Regions from separate parts of the Mus musculus genome. Here region 1 is linked to region 2. Evidence: chromatin loops called from intact Hi-C (ENCODE). Cell type or tissue: left cerebral cortex. All regions are shown on one strand.

Evidence for each region. Hi-C counts contacts between places; a loop is a spot of excess contacts. Peaks named below come from ENCODE experiments on the same cell type or tissue, not always from the same donor. Only the 100,000 strongest peaks of a DNase experiment are listed, where the experiment ranks them.
Region 1: it touches region 2 in a loop (2.6-fold over the local background); 7 of 42 quality-filtered maps call a loop at or near these places.

What each region holds. Positions count from the first base shown.
Region 1 is chr15:85,042,635-85,050,634 of GRCm38, forward strand. Fam118a (family with sequence similarity 118, member A) reads left to right here. Exons shown (of 9, transcript NM_133750.4): 2 at 2,146-2,201; 3 at 2,986-3,238; 4 at 5,725-5,946. The coding sequence starts at 2,155. Among named protein-coding and RNA genes, the nearest start is that of Fam118a, 9.6 kb to the left of the region's middle. In left cerebral cortex, a CTCF peak has its summit at 144 (motif pointing left); DNase peaks (open chromatin) are centred at 117 and 3,776; H3K27ac peaks cover 1,627 bases.
Region 2 is chr15:84,930,933-84,938,932 of GRCm38, forward strand. Nup50 (nucleoporin 50) reads left to right here. Exons shown (of 8, transcript NM_016714.2): 4 at 2,603-2,786; 5 at 3,932-4,591; 6 at 6,555-6,636; 7 at 7,426-7,544. Among named protein-coding and RNA genes, the nearest start is that of Nup50, 12 kb to the left of the region's middle. In left cerebral cortex, no CTCF peak of the experiment used is centred here; DNase peaks (open chromatin) are centred at 4,188 and 4,660.

The sequences.
Region 1 (8,000 bases), 110 kb after region 2:
GGCTCTGATCTTTTGGCTGCTGAAAAACAGGAAATGAGGTAATGCCTTTAAGCTTGTAGTGTTTATAAAGAACTGTAAATGGCTAAATATGGGCAGCTATTCAGTTCATCACCACAGGGGTCCTGAGAGTAGGAGTCTTGTGCGTCCCCTGCTGGTTGCTTTGATCTCTAGAGGTCCTTAGCTGCCTAAAATCCCAGACAGAGGCCCCTCCCCCTGTTGAGGTGGGAACCCTTGTAATATTGGTGCAAGTCTGGCAGCAGAGACTTCAAATCCCCCAACTCAGGCTGAGGCAGAGTGGATCAGGAACCAGCTATAGCTTGCCTGCACAGGCCAGAGCTCCCTCCTGTTCTGTGAGTGTCTCTTGTTCTCTTGGGGGAACTGAAATAGCTTGTTTTTTGTGTTACATTGCAGAGGTTGAAGTGTATATTTGGGATTTTAACTGTGATACCTACAGGTGAATGGCAAGTGAAAAACAGTTGAACAGGAGGAAGGAATTAGAAAATGTTTATTTCTTTATGCGGTAAAGGTTGAGGCTGTGTTGTTTCTGAGGCACATAGGCTGCCAGTGGCTGAAGTTGGCTTTAAAGTGCTGGCTCGAGTAGGCCACGTTGAAGGGCTTTCCCCCAGGCAGGAAGGCATAATCACTCTGGAGACACGGAGTGTGCTTTATGGTAGCTTCCAACAGGAAGCGCAGTAGGCTAGCTCAGTGTTCTGTCTTGCAGGGCCCTGAGCCTTGGTCTCAACTGTGGGATACAGCCCAGCTGCCTGGCCCAGCAGTTTGGTTTGCAGAGCTTCCCTCTAAAGAGGACTGAGCTGGGAAGGTTGGCCAGTTAGCAGGTATCCATGCTTTCCAGCTGCTAACAGAATGGAGGACTGTGCATAGGCTCATTGGACACCTGGGCTGGGATCCATGGGCAGTGGAGGGGTTATATGAAATAGAACATTATAACTTGCCTTAGAAAATTTCTAATAGATTACCAAGCCGAAATAGGCTTGACCTTGCATGGTGACTGCAGTGAGTAGGCGGCCACACTCCCCTGCCCAAGGGACAGGCAGCATTCTCTGCCAGCTTCAGGGTTCGGCCCATGAACTGGTTTCTTAGCCCTGAGGATAGGCCATGGACCTTGGGGATTTTGGTGGAAGCTGAGAGTGCACCCTCCAAGGTGGGAGGTGGATGCATGCAGATGTTTTCATGGTGACTGCAGAATCCCATTGTCTCAAGCCTGAGGGTGCACCTGAGAGACCCGTGAGCTGTGTGGTCTTTCCCAGAGTTATGTTTGGTGACCTATTTCAGTCCTGTGTGAGGAGGTGGGGGGGTCCAGCATTCCCCGAATTCCCACTGTTGATCCCCGGGAGTGCTGCTGCTGGGTGTGGGGAGGGGAGGTTCAGGACCCTTCTTCATTTGTTTTGGGGTGGTTGCTCTGTGTAGCCTAGGCTGGCCTTTGACCTGAGGTCCTTCTGCGTCTGCCCTTCTAACTGATAGGATCACAGGCGTTCTGCCCCTCCTTTGCCTTGGCACTTGTGCTGCTCAGAGCACTGTCCTCCATGGCCGGCCAAGTGCACACAAGTTGTGCACACAAGTTGCTCACCGTGCTCCTAGCATCTTGCGCCCATGAAGGGCTAGTGGTGGAGGTGGCAGTCAGTCCGTAGGTTGTAGTCCCACGTGGGAGGCTTGCTTTACATTTTGAGCAGTTTCTAATAACACAGGGGGACTAAAATTAGGACATGAACTCTGCTCTCAAATGACATGAAAAATATCGTTAAAAAGCTTGGTGGAAAAGGGGACAAGGCACCATAATCCCCAGTGATGGTAGCTATAGGCCTTTATACCAGGTGCCCAGCCTGTTTCCTTGTTTACTGTAACCACTAGCTCTAGACTCAAGGGAGACTGGTAGATGGTTTTGTCTTAAAGAGACATTGCCAGGGTAAAAGCACGCAACCTGGGGCCAGTTCACCAGAGCTGCTCTGTCTGGAGCCTGACCAGGGAAGCCAGGCAAGATTATCGGCTGCAGAGGAACCACTTGTGTGGGCCTTTTTCTAGTTGGCACTTTCTGGGTGTTCTAATTAAAGGGGAATCAGGACCTTTGACTCAGCTTCATCCTCTACAGTCTTCCGAGGACTCATAAAACATCTTTCTTCTCTGTAGGATTCACAGATGGAGTCAGTGGAAAAGACCACGAACAGAAGTGAGCAGAAATGCAGGTAAGTAGGCAGTTACGGGGTTCCTAACTGTTCCGGAAGTGGGGAAGCTGGCAGGGGAGCCCATGGCTGCTCACCGTGGTTTGCTCCAGCACAAGAAGCATTCCAGAAAGTGGCTTTCTGCTCAAAGAAGCTACCAGAGCCCCATCTCCAAACCAAGCAACTCAAGTGGTGGGTGGGAAGGGCCATGGGACTGTGCATGGCCAGCAGGTCCCACTTACTGGAAGGAAGGTGATGTGGAGTGAACTGCTGACCACAGAGAACACAGTGGGCTTTAGGAAGCAGAAAACCTGCAGAAGTCACCACAGCAAGAGCACTCTGTTGCTTACAGTGCAGATTTACCAGCTATTGCAGCTTCAGAGCAGCTGAGGGCTGAACTTTCATTCTCAGTTATCTGTAAATGTATTTATTATTGTAGGCGACAAGGACTGGTTTCTCCCTCCCTCCCTCCCTCCCTCCCTCCCTCCCTCCCTCCCTCCCTCCCTCCCTCCCTTCTTTCTTTCTTTCTTTCTTGTTTTTTTCGAGACAGGGTTTCTCTGTGTAGCCCTGGCTGTCCTGGAACTCACTCTGTAGACCAGGCTGGCCTCGAACGCAGAGATTCTCCTGCCTCTGCCTTCCACGTGCTGGGATTAAAGGTGTGTGCCACCACTGCCCAGCTAGGGACTTGTTTTCTGGTAATGAACAGAAGGGCAAATTTGAGACCTGAACATTCTAGATGTTTCCAGACTGCAAGCTTTCAGTACTTCCAAGCTGACTGTTGGTCTCCTCCTCCCTTGTTCTTAAATAGAAAGTTTTTAAAGAGCCTCATTAGAAAGCAACCCCAGGACCTGCTCTTGGTCATTGGGACTGGCGTGAGCGCAGCTGTGGCCCCAGGCATCCGAGCGCTCTGCTCTTGGAGGAGCTGCATTGAGGCGGTCATCGAGGCTGCGGAGCAGCTGGAGGTTCTGCACCCTGGCGACGTTGCTGAGTTCCGGAGGAAGGTGATGAAGGATCGGGACCTGCTGGTTGTGGCCCATGATCTGATCCGGAAGATGTCACCTGTGAGTCTCAGACACATCAGGTTTCACAGCATTGGTGTACCGTTCTAGTCCAGGTTGAAGGAGTGTGTACATTGAACACTAGGCCTCTCTGAGCAGAGGTTCTGTTTGTTAGTGCTCAGCCTATCAGGCCACCATCTGTGGGGTGTTTTGTTTTGATTTTTAAGATGGGTTTCTCTTTGTAGCCTTGGTTGTCCTGGAACTCACTCTGTAGACCAGGCGGTTCTCAAGCTCAGAAATCCACCTGCCTGTGCTTCCTGAATGCTGGAATTACAGCTGTTTGCCACTGTGCCCAGCGGATCCTACTCTTTTAAACCTCAGTACTGGGCTGCTTGCAGGTCCTGGATTAGTTAGTAGTAATGGCCCCTGAAGGCTGGCTGGCTCTGGATGGTGTTCCACTGCCGTTTTTAGTGTGAGATTTGTGAGACACTGACTGTTTTGGTTGAGTAGGCTACTCATAGCTCTGCAGAGACCAGCTGGTTCTTAGAAGACATTTTAAGGTGGGAGGTTAGTGTCTGCCGATAGAAGAACTAGCAGAAGGTAACAGAGTTGGGGATGCAGAGGACAGTTACTGAGAGGCCCCGGCCGGATGAGGGTGGCTCTGTTGTCTGATGTAGGCTGAACAGCAGCGTGGGAGAAGCTGGAGTAGGCTGTTTCTCAGTGTTCTGTGCTCATGGAGATGTGCAGTCGGCATATAGAGGAGGCAGGAGGAGACTTGAGATGGGCGCCTAAGGGAGGATAAGACTGTGAAATGGTCATCAGGACTGGTGGTGTGGGGGTCTCCAAAAGACCAGAGACCCCAAATGGTGGTTTTATCGGGATAGCAATTCTGGTTCCTACATTGAAACCTGGGGAGACAGCCCAGGAACATGCAGGAGCTCAGTGGCACTGGAGACCTGGGCTTTACCACCCTCAAGCATGAAGTCCCCTGAGTTTGTATAGTTAGCTGCCCGACTCCCTCTACCCCCTTCCCACTCCTTCTGGTGAGCAGATGGGGTCGCCAACCCTCCCCTCTCGTGGCTTTGCATGGAGTCGTCACTACGTCACTGGCTTCACCCGGTGCTGCACTTCACCTTTCCAGGCTGGGGGCGTTTTCAGTTAGGTAGCTGTGCCAGATGTGGGTGTTCTGTTAATCAGGGATAACTGACATCATAGGTAGAGACTGGGCCAAACCTTACCTGCTAGCCATTTTTATAAAGTCTCGTTGGCATGTGGCCATACCCTCTTGCTAATACATTGTCTGTGGCTGCTTTCATGCCCAGAGGCCAGCTTGAGTAGCTGCAGTAGGAACTGTGGCCATAGGCCTAACAGATTTACTCTCTGGCACTTGACACAAAGGGTGCTAATCCCTTGTACAGGAAGATGAGAGCTTACCCTTGGGCCAGGGAAACCTGTGGGATGGCTGCACAGCACCAAGGGTATGCGGCTCACTCAGGGAGAGGCCATCGGGTTGATGATACTGATGGTCAGGAGATGGGTCTAAAGCTCACCCTGATGCGTCTTCTCCTGGTGCATTCTTCCAAGCCTCCCACGGAGAGTCAGGGGAGGGGGTCAGCAGGCCTCCCCGCCATGCTGGCATGTTTATGAGCCATCCTAGAGGATACCAAGTTGGTTTTATTAGGGGGTTATGGTCCCATGGATAAAGATGAGGATTAGCAGGCACCAGGGGCAGAGCCTCAGGATGACATACATCCCCATAGCCTCCTAGGAGGAGGAGGGGCCTACGGGGAACTTGCCTGGTGGCTCTGTCTTGCCCTGCGGGCCCCTGAGGTGGTGCTGACTGAGACTGAGTGGTGCTGTAGGAAGCCTAGGTTAGGACTCTTCTTGGGGAACATGGGACCTCTTGACCTCTCTCCTGTCCAGCTCGAACCCATCTTGGTTCCCTTCAGCAGCGCTATCTGCTGTTCTCATTGCTCCCCACCTTCCCTGGCCCACATGGGGAAAGTAGGGACTTTCCATAGCACCTCATGGCCTGGCACTGGGTCAGCTCTCTGACCTGCCCTGCTACACGGGCCCCGTTTCCACAAGCACTGCACTGCCTTTGTACCTGCCCCTGCTCACAGCAGTCTTGAGAGCTCCCACTCCTCCAGGTCTCAGAGAGACCTCCATGGGCCTTTCCTGCCTGCCCTACACCCACTCCTGCCTTGCTTTGCCCCAAGTGTTTATTCTGCAGTGCTATGTCCTTGTACTTGGCCTGGCCTGCCCTCCCCCGAGGCTGTTGTCATTCTTTGTTCTGGTAAGAGTGTGCATCCTTACTCATGTGCCCTCAGCTTACTACCAGCCTTGACCAGCCTCTGCTGTTCCTAACTTCTCTTCGTTGTCATTTTGAGACAGGGCCTCTCTACATAGACCTGGCTGGCCTGTAGTTCACCCAGTTAGACCAGGCTGGCCTTGAACTCACAGAGATACTCCTGCTTCTACTTCTGCCTGTGTTTCATGCACCATCACGGTCAGCATGTGTTCCTAACCTTTGATCTGCCTCTCTGCAGCGCACAGGCGACACCAAGCCCAACTTCTTCCAGGATTGCCTGATGGAGGTGTTTGACAGCTTGGAGCAGCACATTCAGAACCCGGTGGTGCTGCGGTCCATCCTCAGCCTGATGGACAGGGGCACCATGGTGCTGACCACCAACTACGACAACCTGCTGGAGATCTTCGGGCAGCAGCAGAGCAAGCCCATGGAGTCCTTGGACTTGAAGGATAAGACGAAGGTGCGGGCCGAGTGGGCAGGAGGCTCTGGGAGCCATGCCCTCCCCCACCCACTTGCGATGCTTCCCACTGTCCACTCTTTTCATGCTCTGTCCTACTCCTACAAGCAGTTGTCACCTACGTTGGCTGGTTAGTGACTACCGTGGGAATGTGGCAATAGAGCCAGCACAGAAAAAGGCACCCATGATCCTCTCGTGGTGTAGATTTTTTTCTTATAGTTGGGATTTAATGGATGCAAACATTTCAAACCTGTGTTTAATTTTTTCTCCCTTTTAGAGACAGGGACTTGCTGAGTAGCTCAGGCAGATTTTATCCTTGGGCTCCACCTGCTTCTGCTTTCAAGTTCCTGGGGTTCCAGACTCACTGTATAGACCATGCTGGCTTTGGATGGATAGCAGTCTTCCTGCCTTTACCTTACAAATGCTGGCACTACAGTCATATTCCACGATGCCTGACTTCACTAAGCTATTTGTCTGTTATTTCTGTATTGCTGTGATGAGGCACCATGATCAAGGCATCTCATAGAAGAAAAGCATTTATCTGAGGGCTTGCTTATAGTTCCAGAGGGTGAGTCTATGACCATCATGGTAGGGAGTGTGGCAGCAGGCGAGCAGGCATGGCACTCGAGCAGTAGCTGAGAGCTTACATCTGATCCACATATTGGAGGCAGAGAGAGACTGGGCCTGGTGTGAGCTTTTGAAACCTCAAAGCCAATCTCCAGTTACAGACCTCCTAATCCTTCCTAAACAGCTCTACTGGCTATATGAGCCTAGAGGGCCACTCTAATTTAAAGTGTATTATTTTAAATTTTAAAAGAATAAGTATAGATTTACTAAGAACAAGTGAGAAAGAACTTCTGAGAGTGGGTTCTCAGGGACAAGTGCCCCAGGAAATTGTTTACAGTGATTTTGGCCCCAGCTCTGCCTGGGAGCACCCATTCCCTGTCCCTTGCCTGCAGTGGAGTTATGAGAAACAAAGCAAGCAGTTATGGTGGTGCACACCTGAATCTTAGCACATTGGAGGCCGAGGCAGGAGGATTACTATAAATTTTGAATCTATTCTGAGTTACATAGTGATTTTAAGAAAAGTCTGGGCACGTGTCTCCAAAACAAACTAAAACAGCCAGACGTATTTCTGTCTGAGAGGTGCAAGTCCTATTTTCCCTCCTCTATTGCAAAGGTGGAGCAGTTGGGTCGTATGGACCACTTTTCATTTTTGGCATGCTTGCTTTTTCTTATGCTTCTGTTAGGTGTATTAGGGAGTCAGAGGCCACCTGTGCTGTTGCCCACTGAGTTGTGGTGTATGTTCTCTCTGTGCTAGCCTGGTTGGCTGCTTTGGTATCCCTCATGGTGACATGGCCCTGTGATGGGGTGTGGCACAGGCTGTGGCTGAGCATGATAGCACCTTTGAAAATGACTAGTCAAGTGTGGGTAAGAGAACTGTCTGTTGGCTCCCACCTCTAGTGAGCCTGTCTCTGTAGAGCCTGCAGATGCTGAGGCCCACACTGAGAGACATGAAGTATGGCCTGTAGCTTGAACTAAGATGAATGCAGGGGCTATTTGAGATACAGTGTTGATGGTGTAAAAGTAACTAGCTTGGGGTAGAACACTCATCTAGGATGTGTGAAGGAGGACATGGGTTTTACCTGAAGAACCACGAAACATAAAAATGGAAACAGAGGGTGTGGTGGCACACTCCTTTAATCCCAGCACTCGGAAGGCAGAGGCGGGCGGATTTCTGAGTTTTAGGCCAGCCTGGTCTACAGAGTGAGTTCCAGGACAGCCAAGGCTACACAGAGAAACCCTGTCTCAAAAAACCAAAAGAGAAAAAAAAAATGGAAACAGAACCAGCTACAACCCCACAACAATATAGAATTAACTGCATATAACTAAGAAGGTCCCTCCCCTATGTAGCCACAATTAGCTGCTGTGACAGCAGTTATTTCCACACACTGTCTTCAGTAAAGGCCTCGCTGAGATTCTGGGCAGGATAACTAGTTTCTGTTTTAAAGGTATAATTATGAATGGAAACATTTACTTTTTTGGATAATTTTGTT
Region 2 (8,000 bases):
CAGAGTGTGTGACTAGAATCTCTCTGGTATAGAGGCATGTGCTCGCCAACCCAGAGTTGAGGAGGGGGAGACAGAAGGCTCAGAAGTTCAGTGTCATGAACCACATAGCAAGTGGGAAGCCAGCCCATGATGACTGACACTGTCCGATAAGCAGAAGCATCAGAATGAAAGGTGTTTTATTTAAGATTTTTTTATTCCACTGGGCGATGGTGGTGCACGCCTTTAATCCCAACACTTAGGAGGCAGAGGCAGGTGGATTTTTGAGTTCTGCGACAGCCTGGTCTACAGAGTGAGTTCCAGGACAGCCAGGGCTACACAGAAAAACCCTGTCTCGAAAAAAAGAAAAAAAAAAGATTTTTCATTTCTCTTTTTTTTTTTTTAAAGAAAAGATTTATTTTATATGAGTACACTGTAGCTGTCTCCAGACACACCAGAAGTGTGCATCGATCCCATTACAGATGGCTTGAGCTGCCAAGTGGTTGCTGGGACTTGAACTCAGAACCTCTGGAAGAGCAGTCGGTATTTGTTCTTAACCGCCGAGCCATTTCTCCTGCCCCATTCCTCTTTATTTTAATACTATAAAAATACCAGTGGTCACTAAACATTTGAAAATCTGTAGGTGTGATTAAAACTGTTTTTTTAAAAAAACTGTAACATTAAGGCTAACTGGTATGTTTTAGTTGGGGTATCTGTTGCTGCACCGAGATAAAGGTACCTTATGAGGAGGTTTATTTCAGCTTATCGTTGTCCCATCATGGAGGGAGAAAGGGCAGGAACTCTGGCAGGAACTGAAGCAGAGGCGTGCTTACTGTCATGATCCTCACGGCTCCCTCTGTGTGCCTGACTACACCACTAAGGTACCTGCTGGGGTGATGCTGCCCACAGGAAGTCGGTCCTCCCGCATGGATCATTAATCAAGAACATAAACCACAGACTTGCCTACAGGAGGCATTTTCTTAATCTAGGATCCTCTTTCCAGATGACTCTAGCTTGTGTCAGATTGTCAAAAGTACAAAAGCCTACCAGGACATACATGAGCTATGTAGGAAATGGAAGAGGGACTAGATTTGCGCGCGCGCGTGTGTGTGTGTGTGTGTGTGTGTGTGAGAGAGAGAGAGAGAGAGAGAGGGAGGAGATTGATTGATTAATTATAGTTCATTTATTTGGGAACTCTAGTTTGGAGTTGGTATAGCTGGTACACCAACTATAAAAAGAAAAAGTACACATATGTATTGTAGAATTGTCATGTGTGTGCCTGCCAGCTTTAATACAGACTTTTACTCCACAACTGCTCTAATCAGTATACATGTGAATGTGCACAAGTGCTTGACTGTGTGGACATATGATGGGCACACGTATGTGTGTGTATAAAGGTCTGCAGCTGACATCCTGTATCTTCTTGATCTCTGTTCATATTATTTATTGAGGCTGGGACTCTTGGTAAACCTAGAGTCCCTTGATTGAGATTTCAGTCCTCCTGCTTGCAGGGTAAGCACTTTATCCACTGAGCTGAGTCCGTAGCTGTAAACATTAAAACTAAGTAGGCGTGGTTGGGTTTTCCTGTTTGGCTGTTTACATAGGATCAGGTTGCATTCTGGTGAACTGGCGGAGTGCTATCAGCCCAACCACTGCGTCAGAAGATGACAAGTTAAACTTTTAGGGTGTGTCTGGGTATGGATGCTTCTGCACTGCATGGAGGCCAGAGGATAGCAGTTGATGTCCTCCTGTTCTGTGCACCTTATTCCCTCCAGACAGGGTCTCCTTGAACCTGGGGGTTCTGACTCGGGTCCTCATGTGTGCACAGCAAGCACTCCTACCCACTGAACGTCTCCTCCCTCAGAAAAGTGAAGCAGTCGGCAGAGAGCTCTCTCCACACTACTCCTGACTCTCCTAGGGCATAGGAGTGGTTCACAGCGCCTCTGCTGACTGCATAGACTGCCAAGGGAAGAGCTTGCTAGAGACAGGGCAAGGGAGCAGCAAGGAACAGGAGAGCAGGCTGCACTGGGCTGCTTAACCAATAGAATGGCTGGAATATGCAGCGCGGTCTCCTCGGACTTCTGTAGGCCAAGAACGGCTTGAAAACCCCAAAATGCTTAAGTTAGGTAAACTGTATTTTCTTTTTGTCTTGAAACAGGATTTCTCTGTCCTAGCATTCACATTGTAGACCAGGCTGGCCTGGCACTTAGGGATCTGCTTGCCTCCCAATTTTTTTCATTGCTGGGATGAAGGCTTGAGCCACCATGCTCGGCTAAATATTTTTAATTAATCTAATTTCATGTTTCTGAAGCTTCTTAAGGCAAATGTTCTTTGGAAAAGTACATGCAGTTTGGTTGTGTTGGGAATATTTTCAGTTATTCTGAAGTTTGGGAGTAGGTACATGAATTTGCTCTATTTGTTTTGGTACCATCTTTCCTGGCTGTTTCAGGAAGGCAGCTGTAACACAGCTGTCCTTAGAGGCACCATCTTTTCCTCTCCTGCCTGGGCTGTGCTATGTGCTAGTAGCTTCTCTGACCATTGTCAGCCACGCAGCACTGCTGTCTGAGGTCATGTTTACTTGGGGCCAGGTGGTCTGCTTGCCTAAAGTGCTTTCTTTGTGTTTCAGTCTGATAGCGGAGGAGCCTTTAAAGGTTTCAAAGGTTTGGTTGTGCCTTCTGGAGGAGGAGGGTTTTCTGGATTTGGTGGCTCTGGAGGAAAGCCTCTGGAAGGACTGACAAATGGAAACAGCACAGACAATGCCACGCCCTTCTCCAATGTAAAGACAGCAGCAGAGCCCAAGGCAGCCTTTGGTGAGTAGCCCTTCCTCTCCAGCCCTCTCTGAAATTGATGCTGAAAGAGAACTTTGCTACCCAATCGTCTGTCTTTGACAGGGTCTTTCAGTATAGCTCAGGATGACCTTGAACTCAATCCTCCTCTTGCAGCTTTCTAAAGACTGACCGGGATTATAGGTGTGTGCCACCAGACCCAGCCGGAGAGATGGTTCTAGGGCTGTGTCCTTGGATGGACCATTAAAGGACGGGACTGGGGAGGTGCATGGGACGAGATGGTCAGCAGAGCACACCTCTGTACCTGACACAGCAGTTGTATTCTTGGCTCTGCCAGCTGACAGCTATGTGACTTCAGTGTCAAGTTCATAGCCCCCAGACCCTGGAATTGACTCTCAGCAAGGAAGCACTTTGTAGACTCAAGAGTTTGACTTCCTGGTTCATGCATGCCAAGGGCCTTTTAGTGTACCTCCCACCACAATGGCCATTGGAAACTGGGGTGATACTGTCTTTGATCACAGTTTCCCTGATCTAAATTTGAACAGGAAATACTAAACACCTAACCTGTTGTGGATAAATTAGTCAGGAACTTTTGGGACTCACATAGAGAACAGGATTCTGGGCTGAATCCTAGAAATGACCGTGATTGGCTAGATTGTGTTTTGCTATTCTCAAAGTGTGTGTTGTATGGTGGTTGTTGGTTTGAGATAGCTCTCATGTAGCATAGCGGCTGGAGTTCAAGCTGGCCTCTAGTTTTGTAGAGGGAGGATGGCTTTGAACTTCTGATCCTCTTGATTCTGGGTTCACGTGTCAGATAGCCTCATGCACCACCCACTGCCCTGTTGAGTTTAGTCCTTAGGAAGCAGAGTGTACTAAGTGCCTTGGTAACCATTTGCTAGTTATCAGTTCCTCAGCATGAGTTCCTGAACACAAGCTTGGTAACAGGAAAAGCAGGGCATGATGGTAGCAGTCCAAAGACCTAGCTGTAGCTGAGCCTGGTGGCACACACCTGCTGTCAGCTTAGAACGCCGAAGTAGAATGGCAGGCTCCAGCTCAGCTGGGACTACATAGCAAGACCCTTTGAGACACGTTAAAAACCAAAACAAATGAACCCTTGTATGATTTGATCAAACCAGCTTTTAAAGTGCTTGCTCATTAACTTCTTACAGGTTCTTTTGCTGTGAATGGCCCTACTACCTTGGTGGATAAAAAGATTTCAAGTCCCAAATGCAATAACAGCAATCAGCCGCCCTCCTCCGGCCCTGCTTCCAGTACCGCCTGCCCTGGGAATGCCTATCACAAGCAGCTGGCTGGCTTGAACTGCTCCGTCCGCGATTGGATAGTGAAGCACGTGAACACAAACCCGCTTTGTGACCTGACTCCCATTTTTAAAGACTATGAGAGATACTTGGCGACGATCGAGAAGCAGCTTGAGAATGGAGGCGGCAGCAGTTCTGAGAGCCAGACAGACAGGGCGACGGCTGGAATGGAGCCTCCTTCCCTTTTTGGTTCAACAAAACTACAGCAAGAGTCACCATTTTCATTTCATGGCAACAAAGCGGAGGACACATCTGAAAAGGTGGAGTTTACAGCAGAAAAGAAATCGGACGCAGCACAAGGAGCAACAAGTGCCTCGTTTAGTTTCGGCAAGAAAATTGAGAGCTCGGCTTTGGGCTCGTTAAGCTCTGGCTCCCTAACTGGGTTTTCATTCTCTGCTGGAAGCTCCAGCTTGTTTGGTAAAGATGCTGCCCAGAGTAAAGCAGCCTCTTCGCTGTTCTCTGCTAAAGCATCCGAGAGTCCGGCAGGAGGCGGCAGCAGCGAGTGCAGAGGTGAGCACAAAGCCTCGGCTTCACATCTGCACAGGGCGAACGAGAGTGCCACAGGTGCTCCCTGTCCTGTGTGTGTCACGGTGCCTTAGTTCTTCTCCGTAAAATAGAGCAAGACCCATTTTAGAGCTGTTAAAGATCACAAGTGCCGAATGGGGTGGAGGTGTGGTTCTGTGGGAGAGAAATGGCAGCCTCTGTCTGCGTGAGATGGATCTCTAGATGCACAGGGAAGGTGTGTTAAAGACAGCTGGAGTAGAGGAAAAGCACTGGGCACGTGATGTTGCATATAGAAGAAGTAAATTAAAATCTTTTTGAAAATTGAATCTTACTGACAGAGCTCCCCAAGAGTGTCCATTGAACTTGGCTGTAGTTAGGAATTTGGCTGTAAATGAGCCGCTGTACCATTAATGTTGAGGCCAGACCTGACATAAAGGCTCACTCGTCCCCAGAGGAAGGCCCTGCTGTTGTGGGTCACACTCAGCTTCCTTGTACCCGTCAGTGTGCAGCAGGCACACTTACAGAGTTCCTTTTTGAGCTATTGGTACCACAGTGCTCATGTGTTCTATATAACATTTGAGGACCAGTTCCATCCAGTATAACTTTCTAAAATGCTGTGTGTGCTCAGCACATGTGCTGTCCAGTGTAGTGGCCCCAGCCATGCCTCGGCAATTGCATACGTGCGCTTTGCCTAGTGGTGCTGAAGGATTAGCTTTCTACTCTGAAGGACAGGTTGTTTTTACTTTTCTCTGTAGAGATGCGCTGGCTGTCCTAGAACTTGCTGTGTCAACAAGACTGTGTAGAACTCAACAAGGCTGTCCTTGAACTCCAAGTTCCACTGCTCTTCTCTCTGAACTCTTCAGCCGCCAGGGCCCAATAGGGGCCCTTTCGTTTCTCCTCTGCCTCCAAATAAGAGGAGAGTGTACCCTTCTATCATGCCCCAGTCCTGCAGCCTGCACTAGCAGACCCTGTTACCATCTTGTGGTTAGTTACCACACCTTAACATCAGAAAGTGGAACTTGTTCAAACAGCAGGTGTCAGGCCTTCCTGGATCATCTCCTCCTTCAGTCCTGGGTGCCTCAGTTAAGTAATCCGGCCAGGAGGTCCTAGTACCTCATGCTGGACCTTTGCCAGTCAGGGTTTCTCTGTGTAGCTCTGGTTGACCTGGTACTAGATTAGTTTGGGTTTTTGGTTCAAGTCTGGCAGGTTTACACAACTGTCTTTTCTCTTGGAGAAGATCCTTCCTGCTTGTATGTCAGCCTTTGTCTCTGCCCCTCACTGTGGTGAGGCTCTCCTGAACAGATGTGCCCTTCTTGCCCTCTCAGTGAAGCAAGTCCTCAGTACCAGATCCTTGGGCTCTCGGACAGTTCAGACAACTCTTGGGAGCAGTTTCTCTGACCAGTATGACCTTTAAAAAGATTATTTTTGTTCTTTTGGCCATTGCTGGTTATCCCGGGCACAATGTGCTCTGGACACAAGAACATTTTGTCAGGGATGGTATGGGTGCCCTTTTCCTCTGTGCAACCTGAGTATGTATAATTTTGTACTTAGTATGTTTTGGTGAATGTCATAAACAAGGATGCCTTTCATTCTTGGGCTTTGGACAAGTTAGAAGTTACTTTAGAATAGAGAAGAATGTTGCCATTATTAAGTGTGGCAAGATGGCTCAGCAAGTAGAGATGCTTGCCACCAGGCCCAACAACTGAGTTTGTTGCCAGGAACCCACAAGGTAGAAGGAAAGAACCAAATCCCACAAGTTGTCCTCTGACCTCCACACAGTACACGTGTGTGTGCACACATACTTGCACACTAAATTTAAAGTTTCACAAAATAAATCCAGCTGGCACCTCTTCCCCTAAAACAGTAAGGTGCTCACAGCCGTCGTTTCTAGCTTACAGGGGTTAGTCCACGCTGATGTCTAGGATGATGGGAACGGGTGTCTTCTGACTCTGAGTTGTTTCTGTGCCAGATGGTGAAGAAGAGGAGAATGACGAGCCACCCAAGGTAGTGGTGACCGAAGTAAAGGAAGAGGATGCTTTCTACTCCAAAAAGTGAGTGGGGGTGGGGTCCTGCAGGCCTTGCTCAGCCAAGCAGACTGAACAGCTGCAACAGCAAGAATGATTGGCCTACTTGGTTGGTTGATTGGCTGGTTGGTTTTGGTTTTTCAAGACAGGGTTTCTCTGTGTAATCGTCGTTGTCCTGGAACTCTGCAGATCAGGCTGGCCTTGAACTCAGACTCACCTGCCTCCACTTCCTGAGTGCTTGCAGGATTTTCCTAATAATCTAAGGGTCTGCATGTAATGCACAGGCTTGGAGAACAGCATGCTACTTTATCCATAGTTACACTCTAGTCCAGATTTATCTCTGGATCTTAGGGGATGAAAATTGAAGGCCTGAAGGGAATTTGAAAAAATAAAAAGTAATGGGTACAGCAGGGTGGGAGAGATGCAGAGAAGTTCCTGGTTCTGTGCCATTGTAGAGAGCCTGGGTCACAGGGCACATGAGAGCAGGCAGTGGAAGTGGGTCAGGTGAGATATTGACTGACTGAGGAAAGATGGTCACAGGTATTACAGAGGATTTGTACAGAGGGTTTGTAGGGGACTGTGATTGTCGCTCACTAGCAAAGTGCTTGCCTAGCATTGCCCCACGATACAAAGAAAGGTGGGGGTGGGAAGGTAAATTCTACAATATCTAACTAGATTACCATACGGTTTTGTTTGGTTTTACCTGGATGCCATCAATCCAGTAAAGAAGGTTTATCCTTTCTTTACCCACTGCAGTTATGGCTGTTAGCAAACTGACTTGTTGAATGCCTGATCGTGTCTGTTGTTTCCCCACAGATGTAAACTATTTTACAAGAAAGACAACGAATTTAAAGAGAAGGGTGTGGGGACCCTGCATTTAAAACCCACAGCAACTCAGAAGACCCAGCTCTTGGTGCGGGCAGACACCAACCTAGGTGGGTGCAGAGCCATCACAGTGCCCTGTGTAGAGAGCCCTATCCTGACACTGCAGTTCTTTGTGTTTTGAAGCTCAATAATAGGGGTTGGTTTGTTTGTTTGTTTGTTTTATGAGCAATCATGAGATTCATCTTCTGATTACTAATATGGACGTGGTTTTTGAGTATTGGGACATGATGTAGGTGTGTTGTTAAAGCTTGGTTTCCTGTGGTGGAGGGTTGCATGCATACATCCATGTGCTTACTGAGCTCAGAGAAGAAGTACACAGGTCTCAGTTTAAAGGGGTCTTTGTGGAGGGGAGGGCTGGTATGTGGAGGCCCAAGAATGTCAGGTCTCATTCCTCAGCTGCTCTCTACCTTTATTTTTGGAACGTGGTCTCTGTAACCTGAAGCTCACTGATGAGCTTGCCAGTCTGGCCGTTGGTGCCACAGCCCCCATCCCTATCCTTTCCCACT